Linked DNA regions of Mus musculus: region 2 is linked to region 1. The links are chromatin contacts, found by POLR2A ChIA-PET in ENCODE. All regions are on one chromosome and are shown on one strand. The core of a region is the stretch at or near the end of the contact, and the rest is flanking DNA. Distances in the headings are between cores, read along the strand shown. Region 1 overlaps Col18a1 (collagen, type XVIII, alpha 1). Region 2 holds the start of Col18a1 (collagen, type XVIII, alpha 1).

Evidence for each region. ChIA-PET counts read pairs that join two places held with the same protein, here RNA polymerase II (POLR2A).
Region 2: POLR2A ChIA-PET joins it to region 1 with 78 read pairs in Patski. The contact joins the promoter of Col18a1 here to the enhancer-like site in region 1. POLR2A ChIA-PET finds 5 or more read pairs at or near these places in 3 of 5 experiments (Patski and embryonic stem cell).

The regions. Positions count from the first base shown.
Region 1 is chr10:77,127,516-77,131,922 of GRCm38, forward strand. The region is part of intron 2 of Col18a1 (collagen, type XVIII, alpha 1); the gene reads right to left. Among named protein-coding and RNA genes, the nearest start is that of Col18a1, 37 kb to the right of the region's middle. Within about 2 kb of position 3,121, at least 2 of the 3 ENCODE cell types and tissues checked have a DNase peak (open chromatin) inside an H3K27ac peak, as active enhancers do.
Region 2 is chr10:77,164,683-77,169,132 of GRCm38, forward strand. It overlaps Col18a1 (collagen, type XVIII, alpha 1), which reads right to left and starts at 1,848. Exons shown (of 42, transcript NM_009929.3): 1 at 1,757-1,848; 2 at 1,608-1,678. The coding sequence starts at 1,767.

The DNA of each region.
Region 1 (4,407 bases), core at 1,871-4,370:
CCTGTCACCTTTGGGTGTGTTGACTTATATGCCAGGCTTCGAAGAACAAAGACAAATTTGGGGCTGGAGCTGATCACCCTTGAGGGATCTAGGTCTCATTGGAGAGACGAAAGTGTTAAGGATGTTGTAGAAGCCAAGTACCCTTGTCTTACCCAGGACCTGTGGACAGCCCTGTAGGGAAAACGGAAATTTTACAAATGTAATCAGTCAACGATCCCATGACAAGGGCCTCTGGACAATCAGGTTGAACCTGGATTTCTCAATCATTACTTTAAGGGACAGAAGAGAGAGAGATACAGGCCCACCCAAGAGGACACCACTGGAGAACAGAAACATAAGTTATGGTGATGTAATCACATCCAAGAGACCCTGGGGCAGCCAGGATGAGGCCTGAGGTCTTGTTTGTAGCTACCTAGGATGTGGGATTTTCTATTAGGCCCCAGAAACTCCCAGAGCCACCCAGGAACAGTGGGGGCAGGAAGAAAGGGCTGAACTCCCAGGGTTACAGTGGCCTCTGCTGGAGGCAGCCCAGGCTGGCATGTGGTCATTGCTAATTCATGTGACTGCGACCTGTGACCTCAACTCACAAGGGACCCTGGGCAAGGAGGAGCCAGGTGTCAGGCTGTGCCTAGCTGTGCAGTCCACAAGCCTTTCCGCTCCATGAAGTGCAGGCCCTTGGACTCCCTGGGCTTTGGCCACCATCCCAGGAATCCCAGGAGGGCTGCTCATTAAGCAACAGGGAGCCCAGCCTTAGTACCTCACCTAGGTCAGAGGCCCCACAGCCTAGAGCCATAAACAGAGGCTACCACATGTTTTATTTCTCAGAATGTTCTGTTAGAAAACTACCAAAGTAAGCGGGGCAAGTGGTGTCGTACACCTTTAATCCCAGCTCTCAGGAAGCAGGAACAGACGGATCTTGGTGAGTTTGAGGCCAGCCTGGTCTACAGTGTGAGTTTCAGGAAAGCCAGGGCTACAACGAAAAACCTTGTCTTAAGAATAAAAAGAAGGAAGAAGGAGGAAGAGGAGGAGAAGGAGAAAGAAGGAGGAAGAAGAAGAGGAAGGAGGAGGAGAAGGAAGAAGAAGAGGAAGGAGGAAGAGAAGGAGAAAGAAAGAAACCAAACCAAGCTACTGAAGCAGCATGAGCAGAAATGGGAAACCAACAGAAGAATATACAGGAAGTCCACACTGGAACCTCAGCGAGCTTTCCCTGTCTTCCTTCAGTTGTAGGGAAAGAGAGAACACACTGCCAAGAACGGAGCCAGGAAGAGTAGGGAAGGACTATAGAGGACTTCGCTGTCACCGAATCATTAAAGGACACTTCTGTGGCTGTTTGAGACTATCTGCACACTGCCAATCGTTCAGGAGACCCATGCCAGAGCATCAGGTCTGAGGCATTTCTCATTCTCCAGCCTTCTCTCTTTAGTCTCTTGCCTTTCCCCAGCAATCCCTTACAGCTCTGGTATTACAGTGTGTCAGTATATCCCAGGATTCTGTCTCTGGTCCCCTCTGTCTTCTGAGATTGCCAAACTGGCCCCAGGGAGTCTCAAGACCTCTCCCCACAAGCCTGAGAGCTACTCGGACCTTAAGAGCCCACAGCATCTCCTCTAGAAGAAACCTGTACCCTCCCAGGGCTGCTGCCAAGGGCTGCCCATGTGGGATAGAAAAGAAACACTGGCTGGGCATGGTGGTGCACACCTTTAATCCCAGTACTCGGGAGGCATAGGCAGGCAGATTTCTGAGTTCAAGGCCAGCCTGCTCTACAGAGTGAGTTCCAGGACAGCCAGGGCTACACAGAGAAACCCTGTCTCAGAAAACAAAAACAAACAAAAGAAGGAAAGAAGGAAAGAAGGAAAGAAGGAAGGAAGGAAGGAAGGAAGGAAGGAAGGAAGGAAGGAAAGAAAGAAAGGGAGAAAGAGAGAAAGAAAGAAAGAAAGAAAGAAAGAAAGAAAGAAAGACACTACTCACTCAACAGAGGCTAGTGATGAAGAAGGAAAGAAAGAAAGAAAGAAAGAAAGAAAGAAAGAAAGAAAGAAAGAAAGAAAGAAAGAAAGAAAGAAAGAAAGAAAGACACTACTCACTCAACAGAGGCTAGTGATGCTCAGCCTGGATCTACATATCACCCTCCTCAGAGTTCCCTAGAGAAAGCCTGCTTAAAGATCAGGTGGAGAGACATGGAGAGAGGGAGAGAGAGAGAGAAAGAGGGGGGAGGGAGAGAGAGAGAGAATATGATGGCACTAACTCTTTGCTAGAAAGTGACCAACCACAGGAGGTCTGGGATCTGTGGTGAAGAATTCTGCCTTCATCAGGCAACAGCTGGTGGTGGAAATTCCCATGGCCAGAATGCGGGTGAAGGTCCTTGAGAATCTGCGCCCTGGGGGCCCATTTCTGTTTTTGCACAGCTGGAAGAAAGGCTAGCCTTCCCCCCAGAGTGAGGTGCCACGCTGTGCCCGGGCCCATGGCCAACAATCTATTCTCATTTCCTACCCTGCCATCAGATTCTTTGAAAAATTTGAGATGACTCCCAAGTCCAGTTGAGTATGTCACTGAGGTCACAGCAGCAGGGGATTGGGAGAGACAAAGGTCCCTAGCTTCTGTCAGCTCTGGACCCCAGCCTGATCCACTTCCTCCCAATGGCAGCTCAGAAACCCACCTGTGGCCCGCCAAGCCACACCTGGCAGCTGGCTTCCTGGCTCTTCCCCAGCTGTCTCACCAGGTGGCATGTGGTCAAGTAACACAATAAATTCTACCCAGAATCCATGGAATGCAATTAGGGAAGAGCAGAGATGCCAAAAAACCAAGCTGTGCGGCAGGACTGGACTACCCCCACCCCCACCCCCCATCTCCTGCAGCCTGGAAGCCAGGTGGCACCCCAGATCAGCTTCCCACCAACTCTGGGCTACTGATGACATGGGGAAAGAAACAGGTGAGTGGCCCAGGTTCTCACTCAAACGTTTCCCAGAGCCTTTCTCTGACTTTCACCCACACTGCAGAGGATACAGATTCATGCGGGCCATGATTCACTCGACAGGATTTAAAGCTGAGCTGCCAAGGTGAGTAACTGCTGAGATCCCTTCAAAGTCGGGCTCTGGCATCCTGGAGTGTGCCAGCCTCCGTGTGTCCACCAAGGCAGGCACTCCAGGGAAACACTCTGATTCTGCTAAAGCCTGGACTTGTCTGGCAGCCAAGACTGTCAGGACATGGTCTCAGACGAGGTGCTGGCCACCAGAGGGAGCCATAGATCCAGCTTCCTTAGCCACTAGAGGGAGCCATAGACCCAGTTTCCTTAGCCACTTGCAAGCAAGCTCTTCTAAGGAGCTCTTTGTGGTATGATACTGTATCAGGAAAGAAATTTATATACAGTAACTCTGAGCGAGAGAATAACTTCTCAGCCCACAATCGGCACATGGCACCTCTGTCCACACCTTTGCTCTTACTTACATTCGTGTGCACATGAGCGCACGCCCGCGCACACACAAACACACAAGAGGAGCCAATAGGCATAAATGGAGCCTGTCCCCTACGGTGCCCTGTTTTACAGAGGTGTCAGGCCACCCTTATGTGGGCAGCTCCAGTCCCACCAGCAGCCTCTAAGCCTCTTCTCTGTCTGCATCACTAGGTGCTTGCCTGGTCCTGCACCATACAGCTACAAACAGATGATAACGTATTATATACTGTCTCCTGGTGGGTAGCAAACACTTCCCTTTCGTGTAATGCAAACCCCATGAGTGGGGGTCCTGGGGTGAAGGGTGGGGAGCCCAGAAACTGGACAGCAAGGCACAGAACAGCGTGACTCTGCCCTATGTTCCACACTGGGAGTGGATTTTCCCTCTACACCAATGCTGGAGAAGAACCCAGGCCTCCCACCCACCCAACCAGGTAAATTTGCTCTGTCCGAGCCATAGCTATGTCATATGGGTCAGAAATGTCTTTTCCTCCGTGAGAACAATACCCAAGAGGCCTGCCATCCTCAGAAGCTATGGTTGCTGAGCCTTACAGCAGCAATTAATCTACAGGTGGATGTAAAAGACACTGCCGACCTCTTCACCCTGGAAGCCAGGGATACGAGGTAGCCTAACCCCTGGGGCTCTCTTAGGGAGAAGAGGAGTTCAACCTGAGGGACTCCCCGCCATGCTAGTCTTCAGAGCGGAGCCAAGGAATTACAGGGGTGAGTGAGCGGCTTCCAGAGTCTAGGAAAGCCAGAATGGTTTTCCCAGCAGGAACCTGCCTGTTACATTTCCTGACTACTGTAGCCAGTCGGACACATTTCCTGCTTCCAGCTGGGTACTTGTCTTAAGCCAAGGATTCTTGCTGGCTTATTAGAGCAGCTTCAGGAAGCCCAGTCTTACCTGTGGAGGTTCACAGCAACTTTGTAGCTTTGACCTATCTCTGGAATCCAGAGTTTCTGTG
Region 2 (4,450 bases), core at 598-3,097, 36 kb after region 1:
GGGTGCACCACTAAAACCCCCAACAGTAGCTACAGCAAGCAGAGAGACATCACCTTCCCAAGGTTATCCTTAGATCGCCAAGTTTACAGACACAGAGGTTTGTTCCACCCAAAGGCTAAAATTACGATCTATCACCTTTCTACACTTGAAACCAGTCTAGCTGGGGGGCTGGTGTGTGTGTGTGTGTGTGTGCTGCTCTCTCCAGCATCTTTCCTTTGTCATCAGTGGTTACAGAAGAGGCCCCAGGCTTACAAATCCCTGTCTGCAGCCCCTGCCAGGCCCTCATTTGATTAATAGCCCCAAGTGCCACGCGGTTGGTCAGTAAGAACAGCCTGGCCAAGACCCATCTCCTGCAGTTGAAAGGCGTTACCCTACCCCCACCCCACCCCACCCCACCCCACCCCCTGTAGTTAACACAAATAAATGAAGAACTATCTGCTACCCAAGCAACAGGTGCTTTTCAGATCTGCTGTTTAAAAGGGCCTGTACTGATGTTTAGCCTGAAGTGACTAACGCACTAAAGCAATGTACCAAGTTACTTTTCCTTCCCAGAGTGACTCCCCTCCTCTCTTTATCTTTTATCCTTCATGATGCTGTGGCAAGAGGCCTGGGACCACAGCAGGTGATACTGCAGAGTTCGGATTTGGTTCTTTCGGGAGGTCACCAGCAGGCGCCTTTGTGATAAAGCGCGGGGTTTCTACCCCGGCAGTCTGGCATTGCACCAACCCCCAACTCAGGAGCCTCTTGGATATGTTGAGCAGGAGGAGAGCAGCCAGTTGCTGGTTAGCTGCAGAATCTCTGAGCTGGTGGCAAAGCAGTTCTCAGTGCGCCCATGCTGCTGCGGTCCTCACAGGGCAGCAAAGAAGGCGACGATTCCGTGGGCTTAGGAGCATTGTGGCCGGCCTGACTGCGCTTGGCGCTCATCAGCATCAAAGGGGACCGCGCGCAACCCGACACCACTGCAGGCGCGGGGGACAGGGGCCTGGAGCTGCAGTGGTACACAAAGACTAGCCGGCCACCGGAGTCCGGCCCCGGGCAAACGCGCGCAGTTTTGCCTCAACAGGTTGGAAACGCAAAGATGACGCCATGCACTTAACGATCTTTCTCGGTTCTTTCTCAGCCGTGACAAACCCCGCCCACGGTCCCTCCCGAGGACCTGGAGGGACCGGCGGCGGCCACTCACTCAAGCGTTGACCAGAATGAGGCCAGGAAGGGCAACATTGGTGAGGTGGGACACGGGTGTATGCCTCTGCTTGCCTAGCCAGCGGAACGCACAAACTTCCCCGCAGAGCCGCTTAAGTCTGGCCACCCCACAAGGGACTCCAAACACGGACAGCTCGCACCCCGGAACCCCAGACGCTCAAACCCTAGAGAATGAATGGCCAACATAAGCAACACAGCACTGAAAACGCCACCATCGCGCTACCCTTGAGCGCTCCAGCCACCGGCCGCCACCTGCGCGTGGGCAGGGCCCGGACGCCACTGCCTCCCGGCAGACCGTACAGGATAAGAGGTGGCTGTTTCGGGGACAAGCCACAGAACTGCACAAAAGGCACGTAAGTAGAGCGAACCCTGGGGCACCAAGTTATGTTTCCATCCAGGCTTACCTGGCTCTGCCCAGGAGACGCGTGCCACCAGCAGCAAGACCAAACTGGTGAGCACATCCAGGAGGTGCCACCTGCGGAGGACAGTCACAGGTCAGTGGAGCCCAAGAGACCCGCAACCCCTCTCACCCTTTAGCCCTGAGCCTGCAAACCTGGGCGCCATCTCCCCAGGCCAGGCCGTCTGCGCCCGGATGCTGCACCCAGCTCCTCGGTGAGCCGCTAGCCCACAGTGCTCCCGACCGCTGCTGCGGGCTAGGGCAGGGGTGGGCAGGGGCGGGACGGGGCGGAGACAGCTCGATGGGCGGGGCTCTGGGCTCAAGAAGCAGAGCTGGGCCAGAGAGGACCCGGTGAGCAATCTGGTAGGATCGGAACCTGGGAGCAAGCAGGGTGAACAAGGGCTGGCATCTATCGCAGCTTCTAAAACTCTGAGTGGCAGTCTCGTCCTCTCTCCAATGTCTCCAACGCGGGTGTTGTCCCTTCATACCATGTTGCCTCCTGAAGCTACCAGAGGCAATATGTGAGATCCAGATTCAAAGCCAGAGCAAGGTGCAAGGATGTCCCGCATTCATTAATTCATGCCCACTGCAGGGCATGTGTTCAGTCTGTGAGGTGGACAACGGGAAGGTCAGAGATTTGAAGAAAGAAGACATCTACCATCAGTGGAAACTTCGGAGCGACCACGACCACTTCTTATGTCCCTTGCACTCTTGGATCCCTGGGTGTGTCATGAGGGTCCTGCCAGCCTCAATATCTCCACTGTCTTCTAGTCCAGGGCAGGCTCTCTAAACCGTGCACGTTGCCATGGTGCACCCCCACGGGTATCTCCTCCAAGAGCTGCCTGCAGGTGTACATGTGTTATGAAGCCAGCCACACCCAGGGGTGACCCCTGTCCCCACATCCACCCCCCCCACACACAATTGGAATACCCAGAGACAAAAAGGTACCTTCAAGTAAGCACACACACACACACACACATTTTTCTCTCTTTTGGGCTCCTTCCTCCAACAACAGGGCAGCATGGCCTTCCTGGCCTGGCCTTTAACAAAATCAGAGACATTGACCCCTATCAAACAGCAAATCCAGATTCCAGAAAGCCATTCGCGCTGGCCTAGTGACAATTTCCCAAATTCCCCAGCCCTCATCCTTGCCCATCTCCACTGTCCTTCTTAGCCTGGCTCATTTCCCAGACCACAAAGAACTATCCAGGTTCAGCCAGGGTCCCCAGACCTTCTCACACCTCCACCCTGAGTCTGTACCATCTCAAGTGACTCACACTTTTTCTGCAGACCAGAGACCAAGTCCTTCAGTAACACCCCATAGCTTTTCCTAAACCCCAGAGTTCTTCCTAATCCTCCCAGGCCCCTCTCCAGTCTCCCTTCCTCTTAGTCTCCATATAGCCTCCTGACCTGGGCTGGTTCTGCCCTCCCTCTGCCCACTGCTCCGCAGCTGCAGCCCGAGGCCTGCTTGGGATTCTCATCTGCTCACATCATCTGAATCCTCTCCAGGCTTCAAAGGCCGGATCCTGCCCCAGACCCAGGGGCCTGCCCAGTCTCGCCCATCCACCTGGCCCACATCCCCACTTCATCCGCCTTCAAACCTGGAGTCCCTGTCCAGGTGAAAAGGGCACAGGGAGGAAGAAAGCAATCTAGAGGACTGTAGTCCACATTTTTTTAAAAGAATACAAATGATTGATTGCCCTGCACTCTTTTTCAAAACTATTTCAGAGGCGAGGATAGGTCCATGTGCTGTCTGTGCCTGGCAGGTCTTTGTGTGCAACTCCACGTGTGTTTTTCCATAGTTATACTTAGCATGTGCACGTGTGTGTCCGATGACATGTATTCGTGCACACATACATGTAGGGGCATGTCCTGGATCTCAGTAATCCTGTCTCTCTTTGTATTCATGTCTGTCTACCTGGAAGCCATGCCCATGTGGGGAGTCTGAGGTAGACTTGGGGGAAGGAGAAGGAGTTTGGGGGGAGGGGGAGGAGGGGGTTCTTGTTTCTTCTGCCTGCCTTCCAGGTCTGCTCCCACTGCAGTAGGGCCTAATTCCTCAATCTTCAATTAGCCGATTGGAGCTCAACTATGTGTCCAAAACTGCAGGCCTCTGCAGGTGGCGGGATGTAGCCCCCAGGGCTGTCTGTCATTCCTGGGAGAAATCCTGAAATGGAGGGGGGCACACCAGGCATCCGGGGGCTTCAGAGTCCGCTGCCTGCCTTCTTCAAGGTTTGACACCTCAGGCTGAGGGGAGTCCACTTCAGAAGAGTTTGGGGATGGTGAAGGAGGAGCAGCAGGAGACAAGCAAGCCTCCTGGTCTTTCCCAGACACAGGGAAGATTATTCAAAGGTGTCAAAGCTACTGACAATGGAAATCACCCACAGGAGCTCTCTGCTATGAATGCAGTGTCAGGAAGCAACAGTGGCTGTTAAAAAAAATCCCGGCATGTTCTATACGTCTTTCCTATAGTCTCTGTCCTGCTCTTGGGCCCTTACAACATCTCCATTCCCCCCATAATATTCACAGCTTTTTCCTAGAAGGGTTTTGATCCCTTCGTATATACAATTAACACATGATCACTCTAGAAGGGGGGGGGGGGGCTGAAAATACAGAAATGCACTTAGGAAGATCTCAGTTAGTGCTAGACTCTATGCCCTTCCTCTTCTTCCGCATCAATATGCTCAGCTCTAGCCCTAGTCTCTGCAACTGAGGGGCACAGAAGAGGAAACACATACACACAGAGAGAGGGGGAGGGAGAGAGAGAGAGAGAGAGAGAGAGAGAGAGAGAGATCGGTCCTCAGCATGGTGCCTGGCTCCCCTAGCATCTTGGGTTCAACTCCAGACTCTGTT